Regions from separate parts of the Homo sapiens genome. Here region 1 is linked to region 2. Evidence: chromatin contacts called from ENCODE Hi-C or POLR2A ChIA-PET data. All regions are on one chromosome and are shown on one strand. Each heading gives the region's core, a stretch centred on a gene start or an enhancer-like site at or near the end of the contact. The rest is flanking DNA. Distances are from core to core; before and after follow the strand shown.

Region 1 (4,744 bases), core at 2,006-4,505, 150 kb before region 2:
TGAAATCCAGTTACTGTATAAGTTTTTCAAATTTGGAAAAAAAATGACAAGAATGACCATTATGGAGAAAGGAAACTGAAAAAGATGAAATTGAAAAGGTTTACAGGAATAAAATTGATTATCACTAATGGTTCCCTTGTGTGGTAAAATGATAGGTCCAAAACAGAGACTGAACCATTTTTTTATACAATAAGACATCTGATCTGCACATTAAAATTTAATGGCATTCATAAAAGCCAAACAAATCCCACTAAGACTAACCAGCAGTCAGAAACAGGAAGAAGTCTGTCTTGTGTATGGAAAATTGGATTTTATTTAAACATTCAAGCTCCCTAGCTTCTTAAAGTGATCTTGCACATTTTAATAGAAATCTGAATTTTTAAAAAGTATTTAAAGAATGAAAGTAGGCATAAGGTCAGTTTCCTAAATAATTGTATATCTTAACTATATACTAATAATATTTAATTAGATAATTTAAATCAATCAACTAGTACTTCTCTCTCCCTTTGAATCTTCAACCTAAATTGCTAGAAAAAAAATCTTATGCTATATATCAAATGGACCAATGACAGCCTTATGGGATCTCGAAATATGCTCACTCATGACCCTCTAATACATTCTTCCCAGAATTACCACCTACTCTAATTTGAGACAATTTAGGAGAAGACCTTGAGTATGAGTAATTATTTTGTAAGAAAAAAAGAGCACAAATTCCTCAGTTCCATGTGATTTCAATTATCACTAACCAAGAAGATTAAATGTATGCCAAAGAAGAGGAAAATCCATTTAGAGATTATAAAAAGACTACCACAAGTCTTTTTTCTTCTTTTTCTTTTTCTTTTTTTTTTTTTTTTTGAGACAGAGTCTCATTCTGTTGCCCAGGCTGGAGTGCAGTGGCGCGATCTCAGCTCACAGCAACCTCCGTTCCCTGGGCTCAAGCAATCCTCCTGCCTCAGCCTCCCAAGTAGCTGGAACTACAGGAATGCGCCACTATGCCCAGCTAATTTTTTTTGTATTTTGCGTAGAGATGAGGTTTCATCATATTGCCCAGGCTGGTCTCCAACTCCTGACCTCAAGTGATCCACCCACTTCGGTCTTCCAAAATGCTGGGATTACAGGTGTGAGCCACCACACTCTGCCTGCAAGTCCTTTTTAAGGGTTCTTTTAGACTATATCCAGAAAAAGTGAGTTACTAAATTTTTTTTCTAGACAGTGTCTCGCTCTGTTACCCAGGGTGGAGTGCAGTGGTACCATCACAGCTCACTGTAGCCTCAACCTCCCAGACTCAAGTCATCCTCCCACCTCAGCCTATCAAGTAACTGAGACCAAAGGCACATGCCACCATGCCCAGATAATTTTTTATTTTTTATATTTTTTGTAGAGACAGGGTCTCACTATGTTGCCCACACTGGTCTTGAACTCCTGGGCTCAAGTGATCCTCCCACCTCAGCCTCTTAAGTAGCTGAGACTATAGGTGCACATCACCATGCCCAGCTAATTTTTTATGTTTTGTACAGACAAGGTCTCCCTATGTTGTCCAGACTGGTCTTGAACTCCTGGGCTCAAGTGATCCTCCTGCCTTGCCTCACAAAGTGCCAGAATTACAGGCGTGAGCCACTGTGCCCAGCAGAGTCACTAATCTTAAATTCCTTTAAATTCTTTCATATATTTATTCATCTAATATATTGAGGAACTATTACATGCTATGATTCCTAGAAATGGGAATATTTTTTAAAAGTCCTTACCTAAGAGGAACCTTGGTAGGAGGAGACAAGTACAAATCAGTCTTTAGAAGTATGTCCAGCAGGCTGGACGCGGTGGCTCACACCTGTAATCCCAACACTTTGGGAGGCCAAGGCAGGCAGATCACAAGGTCAGGAATTCGAGACCAATCTGACCAACATGGTGAAACCCCATCTCTACTTAAAAAATACAAAAATTAGCCAAGCGTGGTGGCACATGCCTGTAATCCCAGCTACTCAGGAAGCTGAGACAGGAAAATTGCTTGAACCCAGGAGGTGGAGGTTGCAATGAGCCAAGATGGCACCACTGCACTACAGCCTTCGTGACAGGGCGAGACTCCGTCTCAAAAAAAAAAAAAGTATGGGTGCAAAAGCAGGAGGAGATTTTTTCTTTTCTTTTTTTTTTTTCTTTCGAAGTGGAGTCTTGCTCTGTCACCCAGGCTGGAGTGCAGTGGTGCGATCTCAGCCCACTGCAAACTCTGCCTCTCCCACACTCAAGTGATTCTCAAGCCTTAGCCTCCCAGTAGTTGGGATTATAGGCATGCGCCACCATGCCGAACTAGTTTTTGTATTTTTAATAGAGATGGGGTTTCACCATGTTGGCCAGACTGGTCTCGAACTCCCAACCTCAGGTGATCCCTAAGTGCTGGGATTACAGGTGTGAGCCACCGTGCCTGGCCTGGAGGAGTCATTTTTACCTAAGAGGTTAGGAATGTTGCGATGGAGAAGGTAACTACACTGCTCCTGCCTTGAGAAGTTCAGCACTACTTATAAAGATGATTCTCTTTGCAGCATCTCTTTGAGCTCTTTTTCCAGTAGATCTCTTTCTCTCTCTCTCTCACGCATACGCACGTGCACACGCACACACACACACACACCCTTTCTGTGAGAAATAACATGCACTTGCAATCGGTCTAGTTGGACTAGGGAGGGCAGTCTACCATCACAAAGTGCAGGTAGCTCACTCTAAAGCCAAACAATCTCAATCTACTTCTGTAAAAAGCAGTCATCCTATGTCAGCTCACTGGTTTAGTGGCCGTGGAAAGGAGAGCTTTAGACAAAATAATATAAAGGAAATGGTGTGATTAAGTCTATTTAGACATATGGTCCATAAATTAAAACTGGAAAGCACTTGAAAACATTCACGTTCAACTTTCACTCCCACCAAAAAAAAAAAAAAGTTGGGGAGGAGTGGAAGTAACTCATATCACATTCACTGTTTTAATAAAAACAAAAAAATTAAAACTGATCTTAGACAGTATAGCCTTTTAGGTTATAAATACTGTCAAAAAGATGCATTGTTTGCCTAAGAGTGAAGTACTATGGAACAGAACACTTGAAAATTTTATTTCATGGAGGTCGCAGTTCCTGGAGCACACCCAAGGAAACAGGTGTTTACATACCACGATCCCTGTATTAGAGAGAGAGAGCTTGTTGCAGAGCCCACAAACATATCTGATCAAACAAGGCTACGACGACACTTGGGAGATGGGAAGGAAACAGGTGGAGGGAAGGAAGTGAGAACATGAGAATCTGGTCAGTGAGGTTTTCTCCACCTGGCCACTGCACCCAGCACCTCCCTCACTGTCATCTCCAACCAGTCTGGCCCCAGTATAATTATGTGGCAGGCAAAATCAATTGTCAGGGCTATTCTTCCTCTTTTCTTAGCCCTTGTTGAGATCTTCCCTTCCCTTCCCATCCTGTCAGGGTCTTTCAGACATCAAGAAAGGCATAGATCACTTCCCAGTCTGAGAAGTCCATCATATTTAAAAATGAAGAAATGCCAAAACAGGTTCATAAAAATGGTGGTCTATTTAAGTGCTTACATTTAATATTTTAATTGCATGATCAACTTTTGTCTGGGCTGGAGTGCAGTGGCACGATCACGGCTCACCACAGCCTTGACCTCCTGGGCTCAAGTGATCCTCCTACCTTAGCCTCCCGAGTAACTGGGACTACAGGTGCATGCCACCATGCCCAGGTAATTTTTTGTATTTTTAATAGAGATGGGGTTTTGCCATGTTGCCCAGGCTGGTCTTGAACTCCTGGGCTCAAGCAATCTGGCCACCTCAGCCTCCCAAAGTGCTGGGATTACAACGTGAGCCACCACACCTGGCCATGAACAACATCTTTTAAAACTTCTTTTTTTCCTGTGACTACATACATGGCCTTATTTGAAGATAATATTAAAGTCCAGACCCTTCATAATATAAGGCCTGAGTGAGAAGACAGGGGTTTGGGGTACAGGCAGGCCCTCAAGCTCTCTCTGCCTTCCCGCATATTAAGAACCTACCTTCAGACAAAGATCTAAGTGAAAATGACTGCTAAGGCCCCCCAAATTATCCCTTCATTAGATATTTAAGATTTAAATTGTTAACCTAAGGAATGAACTCCAATATAAAATTTCAGGCATCAGCAACTGAGAGTTCAGCCATTCTAGTATGCTTCAAATAGGAAGTACTGCCTCTATCAATTCACTGGAATTTATATATACATATAATTTTTTTTTAAATAATAAAAATAGAGCCAGGGATGGTGACTCACACCTATAATCCCAGCGCTTTGGGAGGCTGAGGTGGGAGGATTGCTTGAGCCCAGGAGTTTGAGAACAGCCTAGACTACGTAGCGAGACCCTATCTCTACGAAAAATTTTAAAAAATTAGCCATGCATGATGGCATGTACCTGTAGCCCCAGCTATTCAGGAGGCTGAGGGGAGAATTGTTTGATCCCAGAAGTCTGAGGTTACAGTGAGCTAAGATCATGCCACTGTACTCTATCCAGCCTGGGAGACAGAGCAAGACTCCATCTTTAAGAAAATTTTAAATAATAATAATTTAGAAAATAATATATGTGAAGATTTCAAAAGACTCAGGAGATAGGTGAAGAAATTTCTTTTCTATGTTAATATGAAGCATTTGGCACAGATTGTACTTTAAAACAGTAGAGATGGACGCATTCTGTGGCATATCAGTAATAGCTGATATGCTTTGCTCCTGGAGTT
Region 2 (4,583 bases), core at 1,160-3,659:
TCCTGGAGGACAAACAGAGGGATGTCTTAGGGAGGCAGGTAGGAGAAAGCATCCCTCTCGGGCACCCCCCACCTCCTCAGTCCTCCTGTGATGGAATAAGGGGACATGTAAGTTTGTCCCCTTCCACCCCACTGTCATCAGCAGGTCAGTGATGCTCACCATCTGCGCAGTCATGCACCATGCACTCTTGGACAAGCAGCTTTAGGCCCACCTGCACATAGCACCAGGGTCGCCTCCGGTTGTCTGGGTTCCTGGCAACACAGAAAGATAGGGGATGTCATTCCAACCCAGAGGGCCTTCCCTGCCTCCTCCCCTCAGGGAAGACTCAACCAGAGGCCGCACTTCTCTTGTGCTATGGCCAGCCCTCTGGGAGAAGGGGATGGTAACAAGGTTTCTGGGAAGCTGTAGGGAGGGCTTTTGGTCCTTGTTGCCCCCACCTCACCTGCAGTAATTATGTTTCCCCAGGCCCAGCTGAAGAGCATCAGATCTGTGGGCATGGTACGTTTGCTGAAGGACAGTGGCAGAGTTCCAGGGCAGGCAGGGCCGGCCCATGGTGTCAGTGCTGGCCTTTCCTCGGTAAAAGTGACCATTCCCCTCATAGCAGGTTTTTGACTTATCTACAAGGGGACAGGAGGATGAGAGAATATGAGAAAGAGAAGAACATTCCAACTAACTTTTATTTTTTTTTTTTGAGATGGAGTCTTGCTCTGTCGCCCAGTTGGAGTGCAGTGGTGTGATCTCAGCTCACTGAGATCTCTGCCTCCCAGGTTCAAGCAATTCTCCTGCCTCAGCCTCCCAAGTAGCTGGGACTACAGGCATCCACTACCATGCCAGGCTGATTTTTGCATTTTTAGTAGAGGCAGGGTTACACCATGTTGTCCAGGCTGGTCTTGAACTCCTGACCTCAAATGATCCACTCACCTTGACCTCTCAAAATGCTGGGATTACAAGCGTGAGCCACCATGCCCGGCTGCCAACGGACATTTTAAAGATGTCGTTTCAGACCTGCCAGAAGACTGGACAGGGTCTCCTTCCAACCCCACCTCACATTTGTGTGGCCACTGTTTCGTGAGCGTGTGTGTGTGTTTATGCTTGTCACATAGGGATGAAGATGTCACCCACCCTACCTCCAGCTCCTAACTCCTGCCTGCTCTTGCCTCCCACCCATCCCTCCCTGTCCCCAAATTTCTCTCCCAGTTGCAGTGGAGATCCCCATACCTATTTCACAGTGCTGCCCTCCGAATTTCTTTGGGCAGTTGCACCAGTGAATGTTGGAGAAGTACTTGTTGGACACACATGTTCCTCCATTTAGACAGTCACAGTTCGCTGGAGAGAACAAAGGTGGGGTAAGCGAGGGGGAGTGGAAGTGGTAAGGGGTGGCGCAGCCCTGCAGCAGAGGGCAGGGAGGGGATGTCCCCTGAAGCCTTCCCAACTTGTCTGTGCAGCCAACTGTTGTAGGGGTGGATACTCACATGGAACTTGATGAAGTTCATTGCTGCCCTGGAAGAGATTCGGGAGGAGGCTTCATCAAAGGTCCCATGCTCCAGGGACTCCAGGGTGAGGGTAAACTGGCCCCAATCCCAAAACCCACTCTTCCCTCTCCCTCTCGCCTCACCCTGTTCGTATCTAGTTCTCAAATGGAAGACCATGGGTTTCCAGCCAGGAGAAATGGATTGACCCAAGCAAGCTTCATCTACCAGATGCCCGCAGGCTGGGGCAGTCCCGGCGGCCTCTTCCTCCCTTGCCAGCCAGTGCCAACCCCCGTGGTTCTCAAGCCTCCGCTGCCACCCTGTCCCATTTCCTGGGGAGAGTCTGGCCCTGCTGTGGATGGAATCCGGAGGACCCCAGCTCCCTGAGCAGCCCCTCCTCTCCCCTGGTGCTGATCAGAGGTCCTTGGGCAGCATCAGTCAAAGCAAGAGCGCACTCACTTTGGAGTCGCTCACGACCAGGACGCAGAGAAGCAGGCGCGCCAGCAGGGCTCTCATGGTGGCGAGGTCGGGGCGCTAGACGGCGGCTCTGCAAAGGAAGGAGAAGTCAGGGCAAGAGGCGGAGGAACGGGAAGGCAGGCCAGGCGGGCGACTGCAGCGCAGGGGAGATGCCCGCGGTGACCAGGCTCCCCAGCTGTCTCTCTCCTCTCTGGGCTCCGGACTCCGGGCAGCCTGGATCGGCACCCGCGGGGGACGCCCGGGACGGGGCGCCTTGACTCCGTGCAGCCGCCGGGGAGCCCAGGGAGCCCGGGCAGCCCAGGGCGGGGGAGGCAGACGCTCGGGAGCTGGGGCCGCCGCGCATCCGGCCCGGGGATCTCAGGACCGCGGCACTCACCGGTGGCTGCGGCAGGAGGGCGCGAGCCGGCGCTGCGGGGACAGGTGGACCCTGGCCCGGGCTCCGGGGCTGCGGTCTCCGCACTGTGCTGCGACCCGCGGCGCCTGCTCTATATCAGGGCCCGCCCCGGCGCCGCCCCTCCCTCTCCCGCCCGGCTCCCTCCCCTGTCTTGCAGCGCTCAGCGACCCGGACCCCGCGTGCTTCCGCAACGCTCACAAAGATTTGGGGGAAGCGCGATCTCCAGCGGAGGGGACCCAACAGCGTCTGGACTGAGGAATCGAGAGGCTTGTAAATTCTCCGTGCTTCCTCCCATGCACCTGGCCGGGGGCCTGCCCCAGTGCAAGGAGTCCCCGAATTGCAGAGAGGAGAGAAGGCGCACAGGAGACTCTCTACCTCGCCCAGCTCTGAAGCCTCCTGGGGTCCTCTAATCAGTTCTTCTGCAACTTCTCCCCGCTGGGCCCCAACTTGCCTAAGACTGCCTCAGACCCCCTTGCCCGCAGCTGATGGAGCTGTGAAGTCTTCATCAACGCGACAAATGTACGAGACATACTCTCCCAGAAGCACAGACAGAAAAACCCCTGCCTGTAGGGGCTCCCTCTGTGCGTCTGTTCAGTGGCAGTCCCCAGATATCACCAACACAACCAGTGGATGGAACAAAGCCGGGCTTATTGCTTTCGGCAGTAAGGGGGTTTGTTTGATGGTGCTATCAGAGGGGGAAAGGCAAGGCCAGATTACTGAAAATTTGCAGCTTGGTTTAAAGTCCGTTTTTGACAGGGCTTGATAAGGATTGGGTTAGGTGTCGTGATATGATGTTACAGGATTGTGGGAACAAAGTCCTAGGGCATAAACTGTTGGTGCTTCCTATTGAAGTGTTAACGGGTCTTTTGGGAAGTTTCCATAATGAGCAATTCATTTATTTGTGCAGGCAAGAATAAAAGTAAAGACAATGGAAACATGTAGACAGTTCTAACTGTGGAGGTTCTGGAGGGTGTGGAAGTTCTGTTCTCACCTCTGAGTAGAGGAATTGGGAGACTGGAGGACAAAATAAGAGGAAGATTTATTTTTCACTGTTTGTCCTTTTACACTCTTAACATTTTAAAAAGCACATCTCTGTATAGCCCATTCCAAAAAGATAATTATGCATTTTTTAATGCATGTGTATTTAGTGTTTTACTTCATCATAGAGCCTTGTTTATTCTATTCAGATAGAAACAATTGTTTATCAAATAAAATTGTCCTCCAGAAAAACAGACCATGTGTAAATGACTGCATCCACCCTTCCTGCCTGAGGATAAGCAGACATTTGTGTATACACACACACACACACACGCATCTCTGGGCACACTTGGAGGAACATAGCAGGGATTCTGTGATTCTGTCACCCCCATCTCTTTCCCCTAGTGTCAGGAACCAGGGCTTGGGGTCATTTTGAACCCAGTAGGACTCGCTCTCTTAGTGGGAAGGAGGAGGCTGAGTCCCAGCAATCCACTAGCGGCTTTGGGCCCTTTCCCAGCCTAGGCCTGCAGCATTTTCCTGCCTTGCAAATCTGGACCTTGGGTCTGGGTCCACCTGAGAGTGACAGAAGGAAGGCAGGGAGAGTGCCAGGAAGGTAGGAAGGAGGAAGGCTCCTTTGCTCTGCCCCAGCCGAGGGCTCAGGGTGCCAGCTGCCTGCTGGGGAAAGTACAAGTTAGCCTTTCAGCTTTTGGGAGGCAGGTGACCCACTGTCTTCTGGAGAGACTTCTGTGCTTGCTGAGCTGCCAGCCTTCCAGGGGACAGACTGAGTCAGCGATGCTATAGGCTTCAGAGCCAACCTTGCTACTTCCTCTAGAAGACTGTGGTCAGTTTTGTTTGGATTTGAGAACCCATTAATTGTAAATAAACGTGACCAGAACATAAACAGAGATGCTGCAGCCTGAGGACTTACCCCGAAACTCCCAGGTTAGTTATCAGGAAATTCCCAGGGACCGTCATGATTCATGTTGCTCCCCTAGCAGCTCTCATGACTCCAGATTACTTGGCTGGAGGCTGTCATGCTGATTGCTGAGAGCAGATGACTTCATTTCCTCCTGGACAAAGAGGTTTGGAGACCGTTATGAAGCGTGACACCCTTTCTCCCCTTCCGCCCCCTCCTCCCCCGTGCCACCTCTTCACCTAGCACTTCAACTCTTCACAGAACTTCCTTATCCATGCGCTAATCTTTAGCACTCTCTGAAATCTTTGTGCACAGTTCTTTTTTTTTTTTAAAGACAAGGTTTTGCTGG

The links. A loop is a pair of places that touch in the nucleus more often than their neighbours do. ChIA-PET counts read pairs that join two places held with the same protein, here RNA polymerase II (POLR2A). Pooled maps may share reads with other maps.
Region 1: a loop to region 2 is called in a pooled map, with 2.5 times the contacts of the local background. The contact joins the enhancer-like site here to the promoter of PLAU in region 2. A Hi-C loop is called at or near these places in 6 of 50 pooled maps. POLR2A ChIA-PET finds 5 or more read pairs at or near these places in 15 of 52 experiments (AG04450, BJ, GM10248 and 11 more).

The regions. Positions count from the first base shown.
Region 1 is chr10:74,056,767-74,061,510 of GRCh38, reverse strand. All of the region lies in intron 2 of VCL (vinculin), which reads right to left. Among named protein-coding and RNA genes, the nearest start is that of VCL, 61 kb to the right of the region's middle. Within about 2 kb of position 3,255, at least 5 of the 41 ENCODE cell types and tissues checked have a DNase peak (open chromatin) inside an H3K27ac peak, as active enhancers do; they include PC-3, where a contact is called at or near this core.
Region 2 is chr10:73,908,958-73,913,540 of GRCh38, reverse strand. It overlaps PLAU (plasminogen activator, urokinase), which reads right to left and starts at 2,409. Exons shown (of 11, transcript NM_002658.6): 1 at 2,323-2,409; 2 at 1,929-2,016; 3 at 1,473-1,500; 4 at 1,219-1,326; 5 at 443-617; 6 at 160-251; 7 at 1-2. The coding sequence starts at 1,985. C10orf55 (chromosome 10 putative open reading frame 55) reads left to right here. Exons shown (of 5, transcript NR_160938.1): 3 at 466-498; 4 at 1,257-1,341; 5 at 1,446-3,572. RefSeq lists enhancers at 1-510, 4,129-4,178, 3,428-4,378, 3,734-4,583 and a silencer at 1,863-2,462.